Linked DNA regions of Homo sapiens: regions 2 and 3 are each linked to region 1. Evidence: chromatin loops called from intact Hi-C (ENCODE). Cell type or tissue: IMR-90. All regions are shown on one strand. Region 1 holds the start of HCG25 (HLA complex group 25). Region 2 has its middle 11 kb from the start of HCG24. Region 3 has its middle 5.6 kb from the start of HLA-DOA.

Region 1 (8,000 bases):
TATATATATATATATATATATTTTTTTTTTTTTTTTTTTTTTTTTTTTTTGAGACAGAATCTTGCTCTTTTGCCCAGACTGGAGTGAAATGGTGTGATCTTGGCTCACTGCCAACTTCTGCCCCCTGAGTTCAAGCAATTCTCCTGCCTCAGCCTCCCAAGTAGTTGGGATTACAGGCACCTGCCACCATGCCTGGCTAATTTTTGTATTTTTAGTAGGGACAGGGTTTTGCCATGTTGGCCAGGCTGGTCTCAAATTCCTGACCTCAGGTGATCCACCTGCCTCAGCCTCCCAAGTAGTTGGGATTACAGGCGCCTGCCACCATGCCTGGCTAATTTTTTTATTTTTAGTAGAGACACGGTTTTGCCATGTTGGCCAGGCTGGTCTCAAATTCCTGACCTCAGGTGATCCACCTGCCTCAGCCTCCCAAAGTGTTAGGATTACAGGCGTGAGCCACCGCACCCAGCCTTTTCATATATATATATATATATATATACTTTTTTTTTTGAGACAGAGTTTCGCTCTTGTTGCCCAGGCTGGAGTGCAATGGCGCAATCTTGGCTCACCACAACCTCCTCTGGGTTAGGGCAATTCTCCTGCCTCAGCCTCTCGAGTAGCTGAGATTACAGGTATGTGCCACCATGCCTAGCTGATTTTTTATATTTTTAGTAGAGATGGGGTTTCTCCATGTTGGTCAGGCTGGTCTTGAACTCCAAAACCGCAGGTGATCCGCCCACCTCAGCCTCCCAAAGTGCTGGGATTACAGGCGTGAGCCACCGCGCAGGGCCTCTTTTCATATATTTTTAACTAAATTAATAAAACAGCTGGGGCAGTGGCTCATGCCTGTAATTCCAACACTTTGGGAGGCCGAGGTAGGAGATCACTTGAGCTCAGGAGTTCAAGACCAGCCTGGGCAACATGGTGAAACCTCGTTTACCAAAAAATACAAAAATTAGCCAGGTGTGGTGGCACATGACTGTAGTCCCAGCTATCCCAGAGGCTGAGGTGGGAGGATTGCTTAAATCCATGAGGTCGAGGCTGCAGTAAACTGTGATCATGCCACTGCATTCCAGCCTGGGTAACTGAGCAAGACTCTGTCTCAAAAAACTAAAAACTAGGCAGGCGTGGTGGCTCATGCCTGTAATCCCAGCACTTTGGGAGGCCGAGGCAGGCAGATCACATGAGGCCAGGAGTTTGAGACCAGCCCAGCCAACATGGCAAACATGTATTTCAGTGTCTACTGAAAATACAAAAATTAGCTGGATGTGGTGGTGCGTGCCAGTAATCCCAGCTACTCAGTAGGCTAAGCCAGGGGAATCGCTTGAACCCGGGAGGCAGAGGTTGCAGTGAGCCGAGATGGTGCCTCTGCACTCCAGCCTGGGCAACAGAGCGAGACCCTGTCTCAAAAACACAAACAAATAAAGAAAACTCCAAAAAACTGAAAAGTAAATAAATAAATAAAACAAAACAAAATGTGGAAGCAATAGCAAAGGCTTGACCTTGCTCCAAAATCACAGGTTTTTTTTAAGCTGTGTTCTTATAAACTTCCAAATGAGATGAAGATAAACTTCTGCTGAGAGGGGCATGGTCATGACTTACAGTTTGGGCAGGACAAAGTATTTTCCATCACACACACACACACACACACACACACACACACACACACACTCACCTTCACACATACGGTGTTATTTCTACTAAGTTGTACTTGATTCTTCTCCAGTGGCTCTGTCTGGAGTTTATTTAATGTTACTAGTTTGCCAATGAATAGACTAAGACAATAAGCAATTTTGCTTTTATTTCTTTATTTTAAAAAACTGCTTGTTAGTCTTATGAGAAAACAAAGTGAAGAATAAAGGTAACTACTGCATGTACCACAGTAGCGAGAGAAAAAAGAGTGTCAATTAATCTAATTGATAGTCAGAGGATTGCATGGCTATTAGTGATGGAGTCGGGATTTGGGCACGTGTACATTTGTTGGATTTTGCAGCCTGGCATCTATATCCCATTTGTCTGGTGGCAAGATCCCATTTTTGCGTTGGGGCCATTATCCTCCAACATTGGGTAGTCTATGGTACTATTCCTCAAGGGACCCTCCCCTTCCTCAGATGAGTGTGAGCACCTGACCCACCCTAAGCCTATTGGAGTTCTCTCTTTTTGATCCAAAGTAGAAGCACTGACCATTGGTGTCTGCTGCCTGGATGCTGGAACTATCCTGGCTTCTGTCCTTTCCAAAGACCGCCTGTTCAGCTTTTCCTTCAGTTCTGTAAATATTTTTTCAATAATTTACTATTACTTATTAATCTGTTGCTTCTCTACAACCGGCTGCCTCCTCAGCTCCATGACTCCCAGCCTGGAGTCATAGAACAAAAGCTGAATGTGGGCACAGAAGGTTCAGCCACTGAGTGCCTATATGGTTTTGAACTCATTATTTGAAATTCAAGCTCATTACCTGAAACAGGAAGAACACCTCCTCATAAGGCTGGTATGTGAATTCAATTAGATGAAATATGTGCTCTCCGAGATCAAGGACTTTGATTTAGTCTCTGCTGAATCCGCAGTGCCTATCACAGAACACAGAGAAGAGCTTCAATAAATGTGTTGGTTTAATGACAACTGCTTCTGAAAACACTTTGTTAACGCTAGTACGTAACATGAATAGCTGTGTCCATTATGTCCAGGGTGAAGTCAGCCAATTTCGATTCTCCTCTCCTTAAAGTTTTGTCTTGCTTTCTCTTTCTTTCCTTGAATCTTCACACTAAATCTACTTTGTTTTTTAATTTTTTAAAAAGAGATAGGGTCTCACTCTGTCACCCAGGCTGGAGTGCAGTAGTGCAATCATAGCTCACTGCAATCTCTAACTCCTGTTCTCAAGCAATCCTCCTGCCTCAGCCTCACAACTAGCTGGGACCACAGGCATGGGCCACCATGCTTGGCTTTTTGCTTTTTTTTTTTTTTTTTTTTGGTAGAGATGGGTCTCCCTATGTTGCCCAGGCTAGTCTCAAACTCCTGTGCTCAAGATCCTCTGGCCTCTGCCTTCCAAAAGGATTACAGGCATGAGTCACCACCCTGGGCCTCTGACTACTTTATTTTAAAGCCCAGCCAATTTATATCTTTTTATTATTATTATTATTATTATTTTTGAGACAGAGTCTCACTGTCACCCAGGCTGGAGTGCAGTGGCCATCTCGGCTCATTACAACCTCCGCCTCCCAGGTTCAAGCGACTCTCCTGACTCAGCCACCCTAGTAGCTGGGATTATAGGCAGGCACCACCACGCCAGGCTAATTTTTGTATTTTTAGTAGAGATGGGTTTTCGCCATATTGGCCAGGCTGGTCTAGAACTCCTGGCCTTAAGGGATCTTCCCGCCTCGGCTTCCCAAAGTTCTGGGATCCCAGGTGTCAGCCACCTCGCCAGGCTGCTTGATATCTTAAAATCAGAAAAGCCACCCATCTTAAGTGGAGGGTGGGTGGGTCCATATTTACAGGAATGGAAGAAAGGAGGATGTTCCCTCTCTTTTGTCCACGTTCAGCAGCTCTGAAATTAATGCCAAGGCGAGCAAACGCCCGCCCCCCACCCCCTGCCGCCCTCGCCTTATGCCGAGACTTTGCTGTTGAACACGAAGTAAACGTTTCCCAGAAAGCCCAGTTTAAGAAACAATTCAGGGCGAGGTGAGGGCACAAAGGTAGAGAAATAAGGGGAAATGATATTTCTTTAAAGAACAGAGATCCCTGAATAGCACCGGGGGCCGTTACAGCCCATGAGGACATCTCCGAGTCCTTCTATATGACACTAGGGACCCCCGTGCCATATACAGACACTGTTCTCAGAGATTAGGAGGGGGAAAGAGGATATTGCCACAGTTCTGTCCTTCGAAATGACTCCAGATGCTTCTGAGTCTGTGAGGCCCCTGTGTCCGTCATCAGCAAAACAAGTGAGGGAGAAGTTTGAGGAGTGATGACCCTAGCAGTTATGGGTTTAAGCCTGGGAATCTTAAGCCACAGAGCAGAGGATTTGGGGGCTGAAGAAAAAGACCCTCCGCAGCTTCAGCGCGAAGAGGGCGGCGGGGACCGGGGTGGTGGGGGTGGAACCTCGCCGCCTTCCGAAGCAGGAGTAAGCTGCAGAGGCTGCGCGGGGGTTTGAGCGGAGCGAGAACAGCTCCTTCCCTTGATCATGCTGCCCTCCGGAGGTCAGTTTAGGTATCGCCGCTCCCTTTCACGCTGTTTTGTCTCTTCACCGTCTGTTCTGGATCATCCTGTCCAGAGAGACCGTTGGGTCAGAGGGTTCCTGTGGACCCCTGGGGCGAGCTTAATGTCCCCGAAAACTGCGTGCTCCAGTATCACTTGAATGCCCACCGGGTTCCGGAATCACGAGTCTCCAGAGCTGTCCCTTCGCCCCACGGCTCACATTCCAGGTCTGCCCCTCAGTGACTTCTGCAACAACACGCGCTTCTCGATCAGCTCTGAGGATTTGGGTTCTGCGACGGACAGGGGAAGGAAAGAAGGAAGGCTGTGAAGAACCGTGGTGCCTGCCTGCACAGCCCTCCTCGCGTGCGAGCATTAGTTGGCTAAAGTCGCCTGTCTCGACAGTCTCCCCTGCGGGGTATCTGGGGACCCTTTCTTTGGGAATCCACGCTCTTTGTCAGAGTAGCCAATGCCTCTCCTGTCCAAAATCTCATACCCTTGGCCCTTCTCCCGTCCTCGCGCTGAGGCTGGAGTCAGGTCAAATGTCAGAACATCTGGATGTCCCAAGAGTGACACCTGGGAGTGGGTGGGCAAGAAACCAGTAGCGGGAAGGGAAAGTGGAGGAGCAGAGGATTCCCGGGGCCGGCGTCTGGGGTGAGCTCGCGGCCCCTCAGAGCCTGGCACATCGCCGCCTGGCATCCGGCAGGCGTGAGGGAACGCATAGCGCAGCGAGTCAGGCGGGGTAAACCCGGAGCAACGCGGAGGCGGTGATCTGGGCAAGGGCGAGGTCAGTTAAGGACGCAGTTCTGGCCCCGCCCTCAAGGCACGCCTGGCCAATCAGGAATCGCTGATTCACCAAGCCTCTCCTCCTGCGCTCGCCCTCTTCTGCACTTCGGTCTCAGGCGCAAACACGTTCAAAGTCGCTAGGCCAAAGCGCTGAGATACGGTTTCCCAAGCCAATTAGAGAGCGGCTCTCGGATATGGGGCGGAACCCTGAAAAGGCGAGAGCTGAGATGCCGCTCCGTTCTGCCTTACCACGCCGCCCCCCAGCGTCCGCCAATTAGGAGAGCCCGGAGCCGGATCCACTCTCAGCCTCAGGAAGCAGCAGCCTCCGCTCCGCGGCGGGTGTGCTCGGCAGTCACAGACCCACTCAGGACACCTCCCGTTGCCGACGGGCTAGACCTGCATCCGAAGGGCCTAAGCGGGGAGGAACCGCTTTCCACCACTCTCCAGGGACCTGGGGAGGGAATGTTTAGGCCGTAGGGGTGGAGGACACAGGAAACGTAACATTTTTCCTTAACTGCGCCTCTCTTCTTAGGCCTTAAAGGGGTCCCCGTGTCTCTCCAGTCTAGAGCCTAAGTTCAAACGAGGCGTATAGGCGAGGACAGCAGGAAGGCTCCAAGTCAAACAAACGGATGGTACGAATTTCGCCTGGTCTAGCCCTGCCCCAACGGTGTGGGTGTGGGTTGGGTGCTGCAGCCCCCGAGCAAGGGGCTGTCACAGCCACAACCAGAGGAGCTATGGAGCTGCTACGGAGGAGGGATTCCAGAGTCAGCTTGGGCTTGTCCCAAGGGAGCCCTTGGGACAGTGTCTGGGGCTGCGCGGCCTGGTTCTCATCCCTTGCAGCATCTGCTATTTTAGCCAGGGGCCACCTTCCTCCAATGGCCTGGGAGTAGCTAGAGGTTAGAGGTTACACCCACCAGAAGGGATGTAAGCCCAGGAAGTAGTCAGAAAGGAAAGGTCATTCTAGAGATGGGGCCACCTGAAAAACCTTCAGGAGGAAGGAGAAAGGAAATGGGATAAGTGTCATGTCATACTAAATATTTATTTTCTGCAGACTGACTTCGGAGTAATTCTTGAGCCAGGAGGGGAGAGGTTAGTGTTCAAATTGCTGAGATCTTAGGTCAAAAAGCTACAGAAAAGAAATCACTTTGAAAAACACAATGACTCAGAGGCAGTCACCCCTTGCCAGCAATTCCAAGAGCTGAGGAGGCTTCATGCCTCAGGACATGGTGACTAGTTGAGTGAACCAGAGATTGAGGCAGTGGTTTTTACAGGGGAAGAAACAAGCCTTGGGTGTATGGGAGCAGGAAAGGAGGGTGACAGACTGGAGAAATGATAAAGGCCATTTTGGAAGCCCACAGGGAAGTGGTCTTGGGAAACCTGAAGACACTGGGATATTCAGAAGGCCAAGGGGATCCAGCTTATCCTGTTGGGCAAGGTGCTGGGAGTGAAGGCAGGTAAGCCATGTCAAGGGCCTGGGAAGCAAGGGGAAAACTGGAAGGGGTACCCCAGGTGAAGAAGGGTATGGAATGGGGTGCAGAAGTCCATGGAGATGACCGGCAGATCTCAGGGCGGTTTCTGGCACATCAGAAGTTGGGCTTATGCTTCTTGAGCTCCACCATAAGGTGGTGAATGTTGATGAGCTCAGCCCGGGCAGGGAGGGCTCGGAGCTGCGGCTGGGACAGCACCCGGTGGAAGCGATGATAGAGCTGGATCAGCTGGGTCAGCGCTCCCTGGTCAAAGAAAGTCATTGAGGGATCAAACCGTAAAATGGTGCTAATAGTGATGATTAAGAATCAGGTTAGGCGGCCAGGCGCAGTGGCTCACACTTGTAATCCCAGCACTGTGGGAGGCCATGGCGGGCAGATCACGAGGTCAGGAATTCGAGACCAGCCTGGCCAACACAGTGAAACCCCATCTCTACTACAAATACGAAAATTAGCTGGTTGTGGTGGCAGGCACCTGTAATCCCAGCTACTTGGGAGGCTGAGGCAGGAAAATCACTTGAACCTGGGAGGCAGAGGTTGCAGTGAGCCGAGACTGTGCCACTGCACTCCAGCCTGGACAACAGAGCTAGACTCTGTCTCAAAAAAAAAACAAAACAAACAAAAAAAAAAGAATCAGGTTAGGGCTCATACAGAACTTTGGGCACAGCTAGTAACTGAAGACCAAGGGTCACTTAGATGATGCTGAGCCCAGCAAAAAGATGGGGAAAATAATTAATGATGGGGGATCTGAGTGGGGCCTGGGACTTGCAGGTCACCTGAATGATACTGGTGCCATTTCTGAAGTTGGTGAAACTCCGCATTACATCCTGACTCAGAGATTCCACTGATGATTTCCAGGAACTACCAAAGCCACGGATCAGCTGAGTTACCCGGGCTAATAGCAGGAGGAAACAGTGTCAGAGAGGGATCTGGCTGATCTTCAACTCCACTAAGTTCTCCCCAAGGTATAGCCATCCTTATCATCAAACCCTCTTTTCTGGTATTCTCTCAATCCAGTCTTTCATACTCTATTCCCCCACCATGTAATCTGCATCCTTTCATTTTTCTTTTCCACTTCCCTTACCACTGATCCCATCATTACCATATTTTCCTCATACCTTCTTCCCCTCGAAGTCGCTCAGCCTGTCCACGCTCAATCAAAGCCTCAGCCTCCTTCACAAATGCCACTAAACCCCCAAAAGGGGGAGACAGCAACTCTTCAATGAATTCCTGGAAAGACACAAACACATATACACAGGTGTCCTGGTGTCAGCAGATTTGCCCAATTCTGGCATCATGACTAATGTAGATCCATCTGAATGGCATCTTTCAGCTGCTGCAAAAGTTAAGGAAAATCCTCTATGGAGAAAAATATCCTCAATCCTAATTTTGGCCCATACAGTTCCCCTGGTTAAGATCAAACAATGAACTCAAAGATCACTAGACACAAAAGAAGGGCAGCTACCAAGAGAGTCAGCAGACACAATAAGCAATAGCTGCTGACCTTAAGAACTATCCGATACGGATAGCAGTTGTACTGTGTGC
Region 2 (8,000 bases), 94 kb before region 1:
TTATGAAAAAAATGTGATTAGCACTGTACATGATATTATTTCCTTAGTAGAAGATCTTGCTAAATCAACCCTTGATTAGCATTCATGCATCAATCTGGCTGATGTATCCTTTTCAATCCCAATAAATTATATTCACCAACAGTCTGCCTTCACTTGGCAGCCCCAACCTTTACTAAGTTGCCAGAGTAAATTCTCCCACCTCCGAGGTACAATCCATTGAGCAAAATTTAAACAGCCTAAATCCAATTCAAGAATTAACATTGTTTTATTATCCTAATGACACATTAACCAGGAGTGACTTGAAAAAAGCTGTGTCCATGAGGAAACTTTTTGGGGTAATAGAAATATTATCTTCATTGTAGTAGTAGTTACACAATGAATATGTTTGTCAAACTCATAAACAACTGTACAGCTATGGTTTCACTGTATTTAAATTATATCTCAGTAAACCTGATTTTATTTATTTATTTATTTGTTTATTTATTTATTTATTTATTTATTTTTGAGATGGAGTCTCACTCTGTTACCCAGGCTGGAGTGCAGTGGCGCAATCTTAGCTCACTGCAACCTCCCCCTCCCAGGTTCAAGCAATTCTCCTGCCTTAGCCCCAAGTAGCTGGGATTATAGATGCGCACCACCATATCCAGCTAATTTTTGTATTTTTAGTAGAGACGGGGTTTCACCATGCTGGCCAGGCTGGTCTCAAACTCCTGACCTCAGAAGATCCGCCCACCTCAGCCTCCCAAAGTGCTGGGATTACAAGTGTGAGCCACTGTGCCTGGCCTGAACCTGGTTTTTTTTAAAGCAACTGCATCAAAAACCTCTGTCTTCCATTATTAATTTTATGAGTTAAAAGAAACAGACTATAAAAGAGCACAAATTTTGGTAAAATTTTGGGGAGAAAAATTCTGCCCAAGACCAGGTAAAAGCCTTTGTGCTTGAAAGCCCCCAACTTGAAAAAGAGGAACAGAAATTAATTGGCGTGTTTGAATTATGAAGACTGCATATCCCACATCTGTATTAAACTTGGGTCTCTTCATTGAATTATGTGGGTCCTTAAAAGAGCCTCAGAGCTGTGCTGTCTAATATGGTAGCACTAGCTAGCTACCTGTGGCCATTTAAATTAAATAAAATTAAAATTGAATTTCAAATTGAGTTTCTTAGTGCACTAGCCATGTTTCAAGTGCTCAATAGCCACATGTGAATAGTGGCCACCACATTAAATTGCATAAATGTAGAACATTTCCATCATCACAGAAAGTGCTCACAGACTTAGAGGCCAAACTGTCTTAGAGGCCAAACAGGTATATAGACCACTGGAGTTTAATGACTTAAGTATTGAATACAAAATTAGGTGGCATATGTCTCTGAAAATTCAATTGGCTGATATTTCTAACCATTAAAACCATCTTGAGATGGCCAGGTGCAGTGGCTAATGCCTGTAATCCCAGCATTTTGGGATGCTGAGGCGGGTGGATCACCTGAGGTCAGGAATTCGAGACCAGCCTGGCCAACGTGGCAAAACCCTGTCTCTACTAAAAACACAAAAAAATTAGCTGGGCATGTATCTGGGGAACCCACCCCTAATATTTCAATGCAGGTTCTTTCTATTTTCCCTAAGTGTCGGCCAGTCTGAGAAATAAAGAGAAAGAGTACAAAGAGAGGAATTTTACAGCTGGGCCGCCAGGAGTGACATCACATATCAGTAGGTCCATGATGTCCACCTGAGCCACAAAACCAGCAGCTTTTTATTAAGGACTTCAAAAGGGGAGGGGGTGTACAAACAGGGAGTAGGTCACAAAGATCACATGCTTCAAAGGGCAATAAAGATCACAAGGCAAAAGGCAAAGCAAAGATCACAAGGCAAAGGGCAAAATTAGAATTACTGATGAGGGTCTATGTTCAGCTGTGCACATATTGTCTTGATAAACATCTTAAACAATAGAAAACAGGGTTCGAGAGCAGAGAACCGGTCTGACCTCAAATTCACCAGGGTGGGGTTTTTCCCCACCCTAGTGAGCCTGAGGGTACTGCAGGAGACCAGGGCGTATTTCAGTCCTTATCTCAACCGCATAAGACAGACACTCCCAGAGCGGCTGTTTATAGACCTCCCCCCCAGGAATGCAATTATTCTCCCAGAGTATTAATTATCAATATTCCTTGCTAGGAAAAGAATTTAGCGATATCTCTCCTACTTGCACGTCTGTTTATAGGCTCTCTGCAAGAAGAAAAATATGGCTCTTTTAGCCCAACCCCACAGGCAGTCAGACCTTATGGTTGTCTTTCCTTGTTCCCTAAAATCGCTGTTATTCTGTTCATTTTCAAGGTGCACTGATTTCATATTGTTCAAACACACATGTTTTACAGTCAATTTGTACAATAGTGGCCCTGAGGTGACGTACATCCTCAGCTTGTGAAGATAACAGGATTAAGAGATTAAAGTAAGACAGGCATAAGAAATTATAAGAGTATTACTTGGGAACTGATAAATGTCCATGAAATCTTCACAATTTATGTTCAGAGATTGAAGTAAAGACAGGCGTAAGAAATTATAAGAGCATTATTAGGGAAGTGATAAATGTCCATATTAAAATGAAATCTTCATAATTTATGTTCCTCTGCCTCGGCTCCAGCTGGTCCCTCCATTTGGGGTCCCTGACTTCCCGCAACAGGCATGGTGGCAGGCACCTGTAATCCTAGCTACTTGGGAGGCTGAGGCAGAAGAATGGCTTGAACCTGGGAGGCAGAGGTTGCAGTGAGCTGAGATTGTGCCACTGCACTCCAACCTGGGCGACAGAGAAAGACTCCATCTCAAAAAAATAAAATAAAATTAAATTAAATTAAAAAGTCTTGATCCACGTTGCAAATATCCTAGTGGTGTACTAACAAAGCCAGAGGCCTCCTCAGACAGCCAGACACCTCAGAGGCAGACATATATGCAGAGGTAACTAATGGTGGCCTCACGAGGAAAGGGGGCAGCTACTCCATGAGCACAAGCTCTAGATACTTAGCCTTCAAATACTTCAAAAAACAAAACAATCCCTCGGGGAGAGATTTCCGAGCAAAACAAAACAGCCCATTTGTTTTTAGACTCCTGCTATAATGCTTTGCCTAAAGGTATTGGCCAAGGCGGGTGGATCACTTGAGGTCAGGAGTTTGAGACCAGCCTGACCAACGTGGTGAAACTCCATCTCTACTAAAAATACAAAAATTAGCCAGGCATGGTGGCACATGCCTGTAATCCCAGCTACTCAGGAGGCTGAGGCAGGAGAATCGCTAGAACCTGGGGAGCGGAGGTTGCAGTGAGCTGAGATCCACTACTGCACTCCAGCCTGGGTGACAGAGCAAGACTCCCTCTCAAAAAAAAAAAAAAAAGAAAAAACGAAAAAAAAGAGGGGTTGTCCTTATTTCCCCTTTCTCCTTCAGCTGACTGGAACACAAACATGAAAGCTGGAATTCAAGCAGTCATATTGGACCTGAGAGAGAAGAGCTATGTTGAGGCTGGTGGAAGAAAAAGATAGATAGAAGGAACCTGAGTCTCTGACACTTAAACACTACACCAGCCCTAGGGTTGCATGTGAGAGAGAAATGAACTTCTATCTTGGTGGAGACACTGTTGTTTCCAGGGTTTTCTGTTTCTCACAGCTGAAGCTAATCCTAACCAAGCAGAACAAGCACAAAGTCATCAAAACATAAACTGGAGTTTGCAAAGCACATGTCACTTCCAAGCATCAGATACAGTAAAATGATGAGATGTTTTTCCCAAGCCCTGGCTCAGGACCCTCCCTAACAGCTCCCCGACAAGCCCTTTGTCTTCTTAGTAATCATGCCTTGCATGGTGCCTTTTCCAACATCATGCCCCTCCGTGGAGCTCATTAGTAAGGAGCAAGTGAGATTCTTTTTATTTATCTAATCAGTGAATTCCAAAAACTGACAAACAGGATAAAGAAGGAATACCAGCCACTGTTATGAATGTCAATAAGACATTTGTTCAGTTCAGGACCATCTCAATTTCAGAAGGGACCTGCATAGATTTATTTGCAGTAATAAATCAATAACAATTCAGTGGCAATTATACTTCCCAGTTTCCCACACTGCATCTATAGCTTCCAGGTACAAGTCTTAGTATCTTCAAAGCATTTGCAATAGCCATAAAATGGCTCTTTCATGACAGCAAAGTGGTGGCAGGCATTTCTACAGCTAAGGGGTGCCGAACACGTCTCATGCGTCTTTTCTTTATTGGTGAATGTCATGTTTGACAGTGATGTAAATGGAACAGCTATTATGAAAAACGTGCTTATAGTTTAGCCAAAGAAAATATGTAAGGGTAACATTGTAGGAGGGTGGAGTGTAAACATATGAAGAGTCTGGAACCCTGATGGCATCATTAAATGCTCAAACCAATGCTGGAAGCTGTCATCCTCAGATTTCTTATGAGAAAAATGAATTCCTGTTTATTTTAGCCCCTGTTTTTTGGGTTGTCTGGGCCTGCACTTGCAAGCATTTCTGCTGGATGCAGCAGGTCCCAGGAGGCCCTTTCAGACCTAGGGCATTTGGTTGCCTTTCCCACTCTGTGCCTTTGCTTATTTCTTTTTTTTTTTTTTTTTTTTTTTTTTTTTTGACAGAGTTTCACTCTTGTTGCCCAGGCTGGAGTGCAATGCCGTGATCTTGGCTCACCGCAACCTCTGCCTCCCAAGTTCAAGCGATTCTCCTGCCTCAGCCTCCTAAGTAGCTGGGATTACAGGCATGTGCCACCATGCCCGACTAATTTTGTATTTTTAGTAGAGATGGGGCTTCTCCATGTTGGTCAGGCTGGTCTCGAACTCCTAACCTCAGGTGATCCGCCCGCCTCAGCCTCTCAAAGTGCTGGTATTACAGGTGTGAGGCACCACACCCGGCCATCTTTGCTTATTTCCTTTTTTTTCTTTTCTTTTCTTTTCTTTTTTTTTTGAGACAGGGTCTCATTCTGTCTACCAGACTGGAGTGCAGTGGCATGATCTCGGTTCACTGCAACCTCTGCTTCCCTGGTTCAAGTGATTCTCCTGCCTCAGCCTCCCCAGTAGCTGGGATTACAGACACGTGCCACCACACCTGGCGAATTTTTTGTATTTTTAGTAGAGACAAGGTTACACCATGTTGAACAGGCTGATCTCGAACTCCTGACCTCAAGTGATCCACCTGCCTTGGTCCCCCAAAGTGCTGGGATTACAGGCATGAGCCACTGCACCTGGCTGCTTATTTCTTACGGGATCTCTCCAGTTTAGAGCAGAGGTTCTCAACACAGCCTGCACTTTGGAATTGCCTGGGGAAATTTTACACAAGTCCCTTTGCTCACGCCCCAAATGGGTTGAATCCAGATCTCTAAGGGTGAGCACAGGTGGGCATGACTATTTTTAACAGTTCTTCTAGATTAGTGATTCCCAATTTTTTTAAATCTCAATTTGAAAAAAATCTCTCAATGTTTTAAGAGTATAAACCCCTTAAATTACTGAAAACACTGAAAAGCTTTACTTACAATATTGTTATTGATATTTACTGTATTCAAAATTAGAACTGAAAAAGATTTTTAACATGTATTAATTCTTTTTAAGATAGCAATAACAGGCAAGGCTCAGTGGGTCACACCTGTAATTCCAACACTTTGGGAGGCCAAGATGAGCAGATTGCTTGAGCTCAGGAGTTGGAGACCAGCCTGGACAAGATGGCAAAACCCTGTCTCTACAAAAAATACAAAAATTAGCCGGGCATGGTGGCTGGCGCCTGTAGTCCCAGCTACTTGGGAGGCTGAGGCTGGAGCATCGCTTGAGCCTGGGAAGCGGATGTTGCTGCAGTGAGTTGAGATCGTGCCACTGTGCTCCAGCCTGGGCGACAGAGCAAGACCATCTCAAAAAAAAAAAAAGCAATAATAAACCACTTTTGTATATGCTTAAATTTGTCCATAATAAAAGTAAACAAAAAGGACTTTAAATAAATTACGGAAAATGTAGATCTTTAAAGAATTAGAAGACCATCAGCTTTATTTGGATCATGAGTCAAACACACACACACACACACACACACACAAAACCTACAAAACAATCTTGGAAATCTGAACACTGACTGGATATTTGATGACAACAGGAATGATTATTAAAATTGTGGTAACAGAATTGTGATTACATTTTAAGAGTAAACCAGTAAAATCTTTAACAAAGACACAAGGAGGGCCCATGGATCCATTATGTACAGTAGCCACAGTGCCTAGGGCCCACAATACTCCCATGGCAATGTTTACATTTCTTTTAAAATAGAAAAAAAATTAAGGTTGAAGAAAATATTTTAATATATAATATTAATATAGTTGCCTGTGTATCAACACAATCATAAGTATGATTTCAAATTTATTGTTTAGAAAAGTGCATAGGGCCCGCAGAAGTCACAATGCAGCCCTGGATATAACGGCCATGAAAGTTTATGTGCTGAATCACAAAGTGGCAAAATATGAACTGGCAGAGATGTCGGCCTCTGAGGTTAGAGAGGTCATGGCCACAGCTGCTGAATGTGACTTTGGGTTGCCCATCCAGGAGATTGGGTGGCAGGGAGAGCAAATGTGATCATGAAGGGGCTGGTTGTATCACGCTGGTCAAATGCATACAAAGGAGTCTGTTTAGACAGAAGCGAAGAAGGGAAAGCAAGCGGACACCTCCTGGGGGCCTCAGGATCCCACATTATCTGGAAACAGTGCCCCCAACACCCCTCCACCTCCACCAAAAGGCATCCTACATACCTCTTGGTTGGTACACTGGGCCCTCAGCCACAGAAAATTGGTTCTCAGGGACAGAGATAACCCAAGCTAAGCCAATCAGATTGTCTCTCCATGACTTTGAACCATGGGGCCCAGAGACACAGAGGTCAAGAGCAGCTCTGCTGAGCGGTGAGTATCCACACTCCAGGGACAAAGTCCATGAGCCCCTGAGGTTCCCAGAACTGCTCTCAGTCTTCCCTATTGAGTCAACTCTGTCTTCAAATCCTGAGAAACCCAATATTTTTACAATCAATTCCTTTTGGAGCTTAAGCTATTCTGAATCAGATTTTGCGATTTGTAACAAGAAAATAATAATAGTAAGTATAGAGTTTTAACAGCACTAAAATCAAAAGTGGAAAAGGGACAGCAGCATGCCCCAGACACCCGTGTGTCAGCAATAACCAAGACATGGAGATGGAACCAAGACAGCTTGTCAGGTCCCTCCCCTCACTTTCCATTGCAAAGGCTGTCAGTAAAGGGGGAATTATTCCTTTACAGAGCAAGTATTATCCCACTTTGCAGGTGAAGAAACTGATGCTGAGGTTAAGTGTGCAACTCAGAAGCAAAGCATCCCTGACAAGCTAAGGGAAGGAGAACTCTCAGTTGGAAATACAGAGAGGCCCGCTGCCAGCTAGAATCAGTGCCACCTTTGGCCCTAAGTCTGCTCAACCCACCCAAAACTAGACCACCTGCCACTCAAACTCTTTTGTCTGAGTCCCTCTCTCCCCAGGGCCCCAATCAAACAGGGTGCTATTTCTCATCTTCTCCCTAACCCTAATGTCTCTGAAACATGTTTGTTGGGTTTGGGGTTTGTTTGTTTCTATAGATTTGCAGTTCTAAAAGTAAGGAAAACCTGCAGGTATTAATACAAATAACCACAACTGGGAAGGGATGGAATTATAAGAAATCTCTCCCAGCATTAGTAATACCAGTATGCCTTATTTCATGAGGAGAGCAGGCCGATTACCTGACCCAACAATATAGCCCAGGCCCGGGGGAGATGTGAACACAATGAGGAAGATATCTCTATGACCCACATTCTTTGGCCTGAGGCTCTGCCGGAGTCCAAGCCTGTTATAGGTGAAGTGGCCAAGACCTGGAACATGACCTTTACATGAGCTGCTGTACAGCCAGTGTGGCTTTTATCTGTTGTACTTTGGGAAATCATCCATGCCTCAGGAACCAAAAGTCCTTCAACCTAGAGTAAGGCGTTTTT
Region 3 (8,000 bases), 230 kb before region 1:
ATGTGATGCAGAATTTTATACATGTACATGTTTATTGGATCAAGCATGTGGATTTTGTCATTCTAATTTATTACGGTTTTCTTTATCTTTGGACTGGCCTATACATAACTAAGAGTGGTGCATTTATTTATTTATTTTTTAGAGACAGGGCCTTGCTCTGTTGCTCAGGCTGGAGGGCAGTGAAGTAATCATGGCTCGCTGCAGCCTCAAACAGCTGGGCTTAAGCGATCCTCCTGCCTCAGCCTCCCAGAGTAGCTGGGACTATAGGCATGCCCCACAATTCCTGGCCTATGAATGGTATATTTAAATCTCTAACTGTGACTGTAGGTTTTTCAACTTGTTTCTAATTTTTAAATCAACTTTTGCCCTCTCTGCATTTAGGTTATTAAGGTGTTTACTCTTGGGAATTATTACAGTCTTGGTGAACTGAGCCTTTTCCCAATTTGTCCTGAGAATCTTTCTGTCCTACTCTGTCTTGTCTGATAGTAATAAGTTCTACAGCTGTCTTTGGGTATTTGTTCACTGTATCTTTTTCTACTCTTTTGTTTTTACTCTTCCTTTGTACTTATGCTTTAGATGTAGCCCTTGAAATGTCATAAATATAGATTTTTGCTTCTGATTCAATCTGACGATCTCTGTCTTCTAACCTATGTTCAATTCATATGGTAGTCAAAGTGAGCAAACTTGTTTCTGCAAGAGACAAACACTGAAGCCTCAGTGGTTTAACAAAACACAGGTTTATTTTTTAGCCACGTGTAGTTCAAGGCAGGTTGGGCACTCTGTAGCTCTTTTCCAAAACATGCCTCAAGGTGGCTAAGCTCCACTTTGCATCTCTATTATTGAAAAGCACTTCATGAACTCCTAGCTTTGCAGGTAGGAGAGAGAACCTGGGAAAGGCACATTGTTTCCATGGTTTTGGACCAGAAACTATTTGCCATCTCTGCTCACATTCCATTGGCAAGAAGTAAACAATGACCCCACATAGGCGCACGGGGATGGAAAAATGTACGTTACCTATGTGTGCAGGAAGATATAATGGTTTGGTGAGCACATGGCACTGTCTTTGCTGCATTCTGATTGTGTTTATTGTGAATATTGATGCACTTGGGCTTGTTTGTAATACCTTATTTATTTCAATATTTCTATTTTTTAAAGTTTTTTTGTTTGTTTGTTTGTTTGTTTTTGAGACGGAGTCTCGCTCTGTTGCCAGGCTGGAGTGTAGTGGCATGATCTGGGCTGGCTCACTGCAACCTCTGCTTCCCGGGTTCAAGCGATTCTCCTGCCTCAGCTTCCCGAGTGGCTGGGACTACAGGTGCATGCCACCATGCTTGGCTATTTTTTTTTTTTTTTTGTATTTTAGTAGAGACGGGGTTTCACCGTGTTGCCCAGGCTTATCCTCCTGAGCTCAGGCAATCTGCCTGGCTCGGCCTCACAAACTGCTAGGATTACAGGCGTGAGCCATCACACCCGGCCAAGTTTTCTTTTTTAATCTTCATTGCCTTTTTTTTTTTTTAAGTGTTACCGATACCTTCTCCATCTTCCCTCTGACTGGATAAGAACTTTAGCATGCTTTCAAATTTATTCACATATTTTCTCCTTCACCAAATTATTTGGTCAACATTACTTTTCATATCTTTTGGCACCTTCTAGAATGCGTTCTCTGATTAGAATTCTTCTTCCAAAAACTTTCAGATGTGGGAATTTGCATAGCAAACCTTCTAAAGTCTTGTATGCTTGATAATTTTTTAAAATTATACCAGCACTTTTGAATAAAGTTTAGCTGTGTATTACATACTATTTGAAGTATTTTCCCCTTTAATATTCTAAATAACATCATTCCAAATTTTTTTTTTTGCATCCAATGTCACAGTTAGAAAATCCCATGTCAGTCTTTCATGCTGGAATCTTCTAGAATTTTCTCATTGTCTTTGATATTTTTAAATTTTGCTAGTGTGTCTAGAGTGGGTTTTTCCTTCTCTCTGTAAGACATTATGGATCTTCTCTATCTTTTAATTCTGGGAATTCATCTTTTTATTTCTTTAACTATTTTTCTCCTCTATTTTTTGTCTTTGTGAAACTCATATAATCTATATTTGGATAATTCTCTCCTCCTTTTCCCCTGACTTTTCTATTGATGACTTCTCAATTCTTCCCTCTTTTGTTCTGAACTAGCTCCTCAGTGTAGTCCTCCATCTTTCTGTTTTGTTTTTCAGTTGCATCTCTCCCACTATTTATCCCATTAATGTGGCTTTTACTTTGACTATTATATATATTTTTTACACCTAGAACTTCTAGGTGTTTTCCCTATATTCTCTATTTTTTCATATTATAATAGCTTCTGACTTTTAAAGTGCACTTTTAATGCTCATTTTAAGCGGCTGGTCTATATTTTCTACCACTTCTTTCAAGGACATAGATGGTCCTGTTTGCTGTTTTTCTTTTGAGGTGTCGGCACTCCCTAAAGGTATTATTTTGACCCACTAGTGGCCATCTGTGTTGGTGTCATGTGTGTAAAGAGAAAGGAGGGCCAGCTGGAGTCCTAGGCCAGCGCAAAACCATAGTCACTACCCTTTGGGTGTCACTTCAGGTCAGGACTTCAGGGTGGGAGCACTAGGAGGCGTAGGGAGCACTGATAGCTGGGGTGGCAGAGGAGGCAATGACTAGGGCAGTCCCCAGCTCCTCCCACTCCAGCAGGATTTCAGCTTGGATTTTCTCACCCACCCCTCAACAGCTGGACAGGCAATCAGGATCTTGCCATCGTTTTTTGCAGCAGGGAGCAGGCAGTGATTGCTCAAGGCCAACACCGGGGAGGCAAGAGCAGAAGGTTCCAGGAACCTTCTCATAGCCACAGCCAGCAAGCAACCCAGTTCAGAACACCTTTCAGTCTCACCAGGGCTTCCTCATTATTTGTTTTCTTGGAATGTATATGTATGGTCCACATTCCCTCCTAGATGGAAAGGGCCTGTAAGAAGGGATCATGGATGATTGAATCTTTGTTACACAATCTTCCTTTTCCCCCTAAACGCTAGCACGTTATTAAATAAATAAGTCAATGATAACAAATAAAAGTGAATAAAGTGGATAACCCTGACTCTAGGGAGAGGTACTGTTATTGGGACTAGAGTCTAATAATGAGGCAAACACAGATTCGACAAAAACTTACTAAAGTGTCCTTTAAAAATGACACAAATCCAGTTGTTCTAAATTGTCTAAAATGCTGACTTTGAGGTAAAGTTGTATCTGTCATGTTCTTTGGAGCATGACAAGTTCAGGTAGGTGTTGGGGGATATTCTTCATTAAATACATGTTTATAGGACACCTGATGTGACTTAGGCACTGTGTGCTGCTCTGGGAGCACAGAAGAGCAGGACATGATCCCCTTCCTCAAGGACTGTGCTGTCCTGTGCAGTAGCCACAAGCCACCTGTAGCTATTAAGCCAAAAAAAACTCTAAGTATAAAATGCCCTGGGATTTGAAGACTTAATTAAATGTATATACATAATCTCAGTAATTTCTATATTAATTAATGTTCAGTTTGCAATTTTTTGTATATTTGCGGTTTAAAATATGTATTAGATTAATCTCACCTGTTTCTTATTGCTTTTTAAATGTAGCTACTAGAAAATTTGAAATTGAATTAAGAGGCTCCCATTATATTTCTACTGGACAGCGCTGCTCTGGGTGCTCTTGGTTGGCTACCAGTTGGCCACTGGCTCCTTTTCTGAGATTTTTACATTTAAGTAGCCAGCTTGCCAGAGTCTTCAAGTCCTTTCCTGTTACTACCTAGATATTCCACCAGAGGGCGACCTTACCATTGAATTTTTCCATTCTGGACCTTAGATCTGACTGTTTGCTGGTGCATCGCTCTGTTTTAATCTATTTTGCTTTAAGTGCCGTGCTAGGCTTTGGGACCACAATTATGGTTCCTGCCAACAAGAATGGCTGTCTTGGAAGTCTGTACACAGAACTAAATACGTGGTGGAAAAAGGAGAAGGTCTATTAATGTGCAATATAAATGTTCATGTGGCCTGCAACTTTCTGGGGCAATCCTTTCCCTAGTAATTAAGCAGTTTCAAGTGCCTGTCTAATTGCAGGAATTCAAATGGCTCACTGCTGTCACCAGAATGTCTGATAATTCCTGGACAGAGAAGTGATGCAAATGTGTGCTTACGTATGGAGTTGATGGCATCTCCTGCACCAGCCTCCTGCCCTGGGCAGACTGTTGTGGTCATTTGGGGGCAGCTCCCCAGCACAGCAGATTTCTTGCTGGCCATCACTTTTCAAACTCTGGACTTCTGCCCTTTGGCTGGGAACTGCTCACTTCCCTTAGAACTTTCCCCTCCCGTCTCCTGACTTCTCTAAATGCCAGAGTTCCAACCTCTGTCTCCTGGGAAATTCTAAGCTAAAATCACTCTTCCTTTATATCTGCAGATAGTTTGAAATTTATACATCAAAAAAAGTAACTTTAAAAATATATAACTGGTCTCATTACACTCTGGAGCAACAATTCCAAATGATGGTAGGAAAACCCCAAAATTGGCCATCGAAAGGCATAGATACAGCCCTTCCTGTTTAAAAGAGGTATTTTTGAAAAACTTCAAATGTCTTCTGGGAAAGGCACAATCTTTCACGGTTTCTTCTCTTCCCCCTCTCCCTCCCCCTTTTGGGAATGACATCCTGGGGCAGAGGATGAACTTACAGAGCGTGCTGGCTGTGGGAAGCTGGGTCTAGGTGGCATTTTTTCTCTTTTCTGATGGTTCTCTGCCCCCAGTTCCTTGGCCTGTCCCCATCGCTCGCCAACATTTCCGTGGCTGGTCTAATCTGCGATCGATTATCCCTGACGAAGGCAGTGGGGCTCAGCCACCTTGCCTGCTGGTGGCCCCAGCGTGGCTCTGCTACTACTCACATCCTTCCAGTTTGGCGAGGCTGCAGCCTGATCCTGGGCCCGTGTGTTCTGGGCTGTGGCCCCTGGCTCCAGGCCAGTTCAAGCCTCTCCATGACCATCCTGAACACCAATTTACTGCACGTCAACTCACTAAAATCAACCCATCAACTAATCAGAAATTAATACATCAAATCATCAATTCCCCAATTTTATCAATTTGCCAAAAACTTGACTTTAAAGTTTTGTCCTTTTATATTGAATTTAATGGTTTTTACAACTTTTGAAGACTTCTGAAAATGTTGGTTAATTTGCCTTTCCTTTTGTTTTCATAGTAGCTTATAAGTAATATTCGATTTGTCAGATGTTGGTGATACAGGGAGAAGATGACAATGGTGACAGAGTGTTTTTCATCTTCCCAAGTGTCCTCACAAAAACAGAGAGTGCAATTGGGATAGCAAAGGAAAATATCCACAGGCAGTGTCTCTTTATCAGACCAGGGATATCCCTAGAAGATCCCGTGAGACTCTAGAATGTGTGTGGGTAGATCCAAGCTGTAGATCCAAGGTAGATCCTGTGGGCTCTAGTGCCATGTGGAGGTAGCAGAGGGTTGAGAGGAGAGGGTTCTGGTGTTTCTAAGATCTCAGGAACACAGAAGTGGCCAGTGAGTGCCCACCTCCCAAAAGAGGTGATCTCAGTCTAGAATGAATCCCCAGCAGAGAGCTCTAAGGACCTAGACTTTTGTAAATTTAGAAACTCCCTTTTCTCTTACCAATGTCTAATTTTTAAGACTATGACTTTGATATAGCTGTCAATATTCTGTTTTGGAATATTGTTTGCTTTTGGTCTTCTGTGATAAAAATCCAAATTTTCCCCTGGGTGAATAGGCATAAGGTCACATCTAAAGAAGTGCAAAAGGAAAACATTAAGACCTCTAGTAAATTAATGTTTTTATAATAACATATATCTCCATATGCTTCACAGAAACATGTAACTTCTGTCTATACAAGCTTTGGGTATTTCATTTATAATGAAATGGCGCATTAACGTGTTTTTCTAAATCAAAAGTCAATTTCCTCCTTGAGATTAATTACATCTCCAGAATATGAAAGCAGCTTCTGACACTATGTATTTGAAATAGCAATTTCCCATGTTTGCTATAACAACAATAAATAAATTGTTGTGTAATACACAAAAGGGAATTCTTAATTCTGCCCTAGGTAGGAGAAGCTAGAGAGAAGATGACGTTTGAACTGTGCCTTGGAGGATAAATACAAGTCTACTGATGCGGAGAAGAGGATGAGAGCCTTGCAAGGAGAGAAGATGGCCTGGGCAAAGGCACAGAGGCCTCAAAGTATATGGTGGGCAGGGGACTGCTGCATGGCCAAGTAAACGAGGAGCCGGAGGAGACGAGGCTTAGGAAACAGGCTGGTGTCAAATTGTGAAAGCCGCAGATGTCCTGCTAAGTAATAGGGTTGTGCCTTATCTATGATTAATGGCAAGCAGGCACAGTTTTTGCCTTGGAGCCCGGTGAAAGCAGGATTGACTTGAATTGATAGAAAGAGAAAAGAGGCAGCAAACCATTTAATTGATTGACTGATCAATTAATTAATTACCCGAGTCTCCTTGTGAAAGTTCCAAACCTTCTCACTCTCCTCTCACTCCACATTCAGTTCTACATAGCAGCAGGAATTCCTTGGCTCTTACTTCATCAAGAAAATTGGTCAGGCACACCCTTCATCAGCGACATTCTGACCATTTGGAGACCCTGGTTTCTCTTTCTTCTTCTTCCTGAAGTCTCAGAGGCTGGGGCTCTTCCTGCTCCAGGCTAACCCTGACCTCCAGTTATGCGCTCGAGACCTTCACTCCTGCCTCCACTGGGAGCTTGTCTCAGCTGTCCTCCCTTCTATCTCTCTGTTAACTCTAATCAGCCCCCTGCTGCCAGATCCTTCCCTTCAGTTTAGAATTTAGGCTCAAATCTTCCTTGTCCCTAATGCTCTTCTCATCTCCCTAGCTTCCACCCTCATCTTTCTTCTTTACTCTTCCCATGTTCCTTAAAGAAAATGTTACACTTCTGTGTTTCCTCTTTCTCCCCTCCCACTCATTCTCAGCCCCACTGCAGTCTGACTTCCTTGTCCATGACCTCAGTGGGACAGAAATTGATTGCCAAGGTCACCAAATCTTTATCTTTGTGGAGTTTTCTGCTGCTTTCATCACAGTAGATCATTCCACTTTCTTGAAATCTCTCCTTATTCAGATTTCAAGACATCACACTCCTCTGATTTTCCTGACACCATTCAGATCATTCATTCTGGGGCTTCTGCTCCTCTGGGAATCTCTAAATGCAGAGTGCCTCTAGGGATCTGTCCCCAGCTAACAATGTCTCCTTGATCAAACATTCATTTGTATAGCTTCAATTCTTAGTCATCTAATTATACCTAACATAGCAAAGAACAATCCTTGGCATCTACTAGGTGCTTAGTAGCTGTCACATCTTTTCTTCTTCTCAGACCTTTTGAATACAGCAACCTGGTCTTCTATTAATGGAGAGCAAAATCTAACCATTCCACCTCCTCTCTCCTCAGGGCCACAATTTTATTCTTCTAGATATCTCTTCTTTCTCTACATTAATCCACTTCTTTTTCCATTTCTGTACACTCACTTTCCTTCTTTGGCTCTCTTCATCTGATCAAAATGAAAAATTAAAAGATATTTCAATGTTTTTGTGTAATAGCTAATCTATTATAAAATATTTATATTCTTAGACATGCAGCTTTATTATGCAATCACAAATGTTTTACACGTTTGACTTTTCTCAAAACCAAAAATCAGTTTTTAAAATTGCTTTTTACCTATATGTGGTTCTTGCTTGATGAAAACAAGCAACTAGAAAAAACTGGTCTACTTCCACTCAAACAGTGTCTCCAACTATGTGGCTTGCCCGGCTACCAGACCCTTCTTGAGAAATATTCTGCCGGACACAAATGAACACTCTTAGTTCACACTGCCCATTGGCACACGAGGGCATGGAGAGTGTTCTCTATGGAGAAGTAGGTGCTTACAGCAGAAATAGCCTTCCATGAGGTTGCGTCGGTTCTGCTTTCACTTTCCCGTCTCA

Evidence for each region. Peaks named below come from ENCODE experiments on the same cell type or tissue, not always from the same donor. Only the 100,000 strongest peaks of a DNase experiment are listed, where the experiment ranks them.
Region 2: it touches region 1 in a loop (8-fold over the local background); 95 of 110 quality-filtered maps call a loop at or near these places.
Region 3: a loop joins it to region 1, with 9 times the contacts of the local background. A loop is called at or near these places in 92 of 110 quality-filtered maps.

What each region holds. Positions count from the first base shown.
Region 1 is chr6:33,244,287-33,252,286 of GRCh38, forward strand. VPS52 (VPS52 subunit of GARP complex) reads right to left here. Exons shown (of 20, transcript NM_022553.6): 18 at 7,574-7,685; 19 at 7,232-7,350; 20 at 5,992-6,701. The coding sequence ends at 6,555. It overlaps HCG25 (HLA complex group 25), which reads left to right and starts at 5,250. Exons shown (of 5, transcript NR_044997.1): 1 at 5,250-5,369; 2 at 5,504-5,603; 3 at 6,330-6,425; 4 at 7,227-7,420. It overlaps LOC105375022 (a long non-coding RNA gene), which reads right to left and starts at 2,587. Exons shown (of 2, transcript NR_187834.1): 1 at 2,453-2,587; 2 at 1,789-2,264. In IMR-90, CTCF peaks have their summits at 4,188 (motif pointing left) and 5,227 (motif pointing left); DNase peaks (open chromatin) are centred at 4,165, 5,115 and 6,165; H3K4me3 peaks cover 1,684 bases; H3K27ac peaks cover 2,358 bases.
Region 2 is chr6:33,150,279-33,158,278 of GRCh38, forward strand. No RefSeq gene overlaps it. Among named protein-coding and RNA genes, the nearest start is that of HCG24, 11 kb to the left of the region's middle. In IMR-90, no CTCF peak of the experiment used is centred here; no DNase peak of the experiment used is centred here; H3K27me3 peaks cover 660 bases.
Region 3 is chr6:33,011,147-33,019,146 of GRCh38, forward strand. No RefSeq gene overlaps it. Among named protein-coding and RNA genes, the nearest start is that of HLA-DOA, 5.6 kb to the left of the region's middle. In IMR-90, a CTCF peak has its summit at 3,800 (motif pointing right); a DNase peak (open chromatin) is centred at 3,805; H3K4me3 peaks cover 265 bases; H3K27me3 peaks cover 3,593 bases.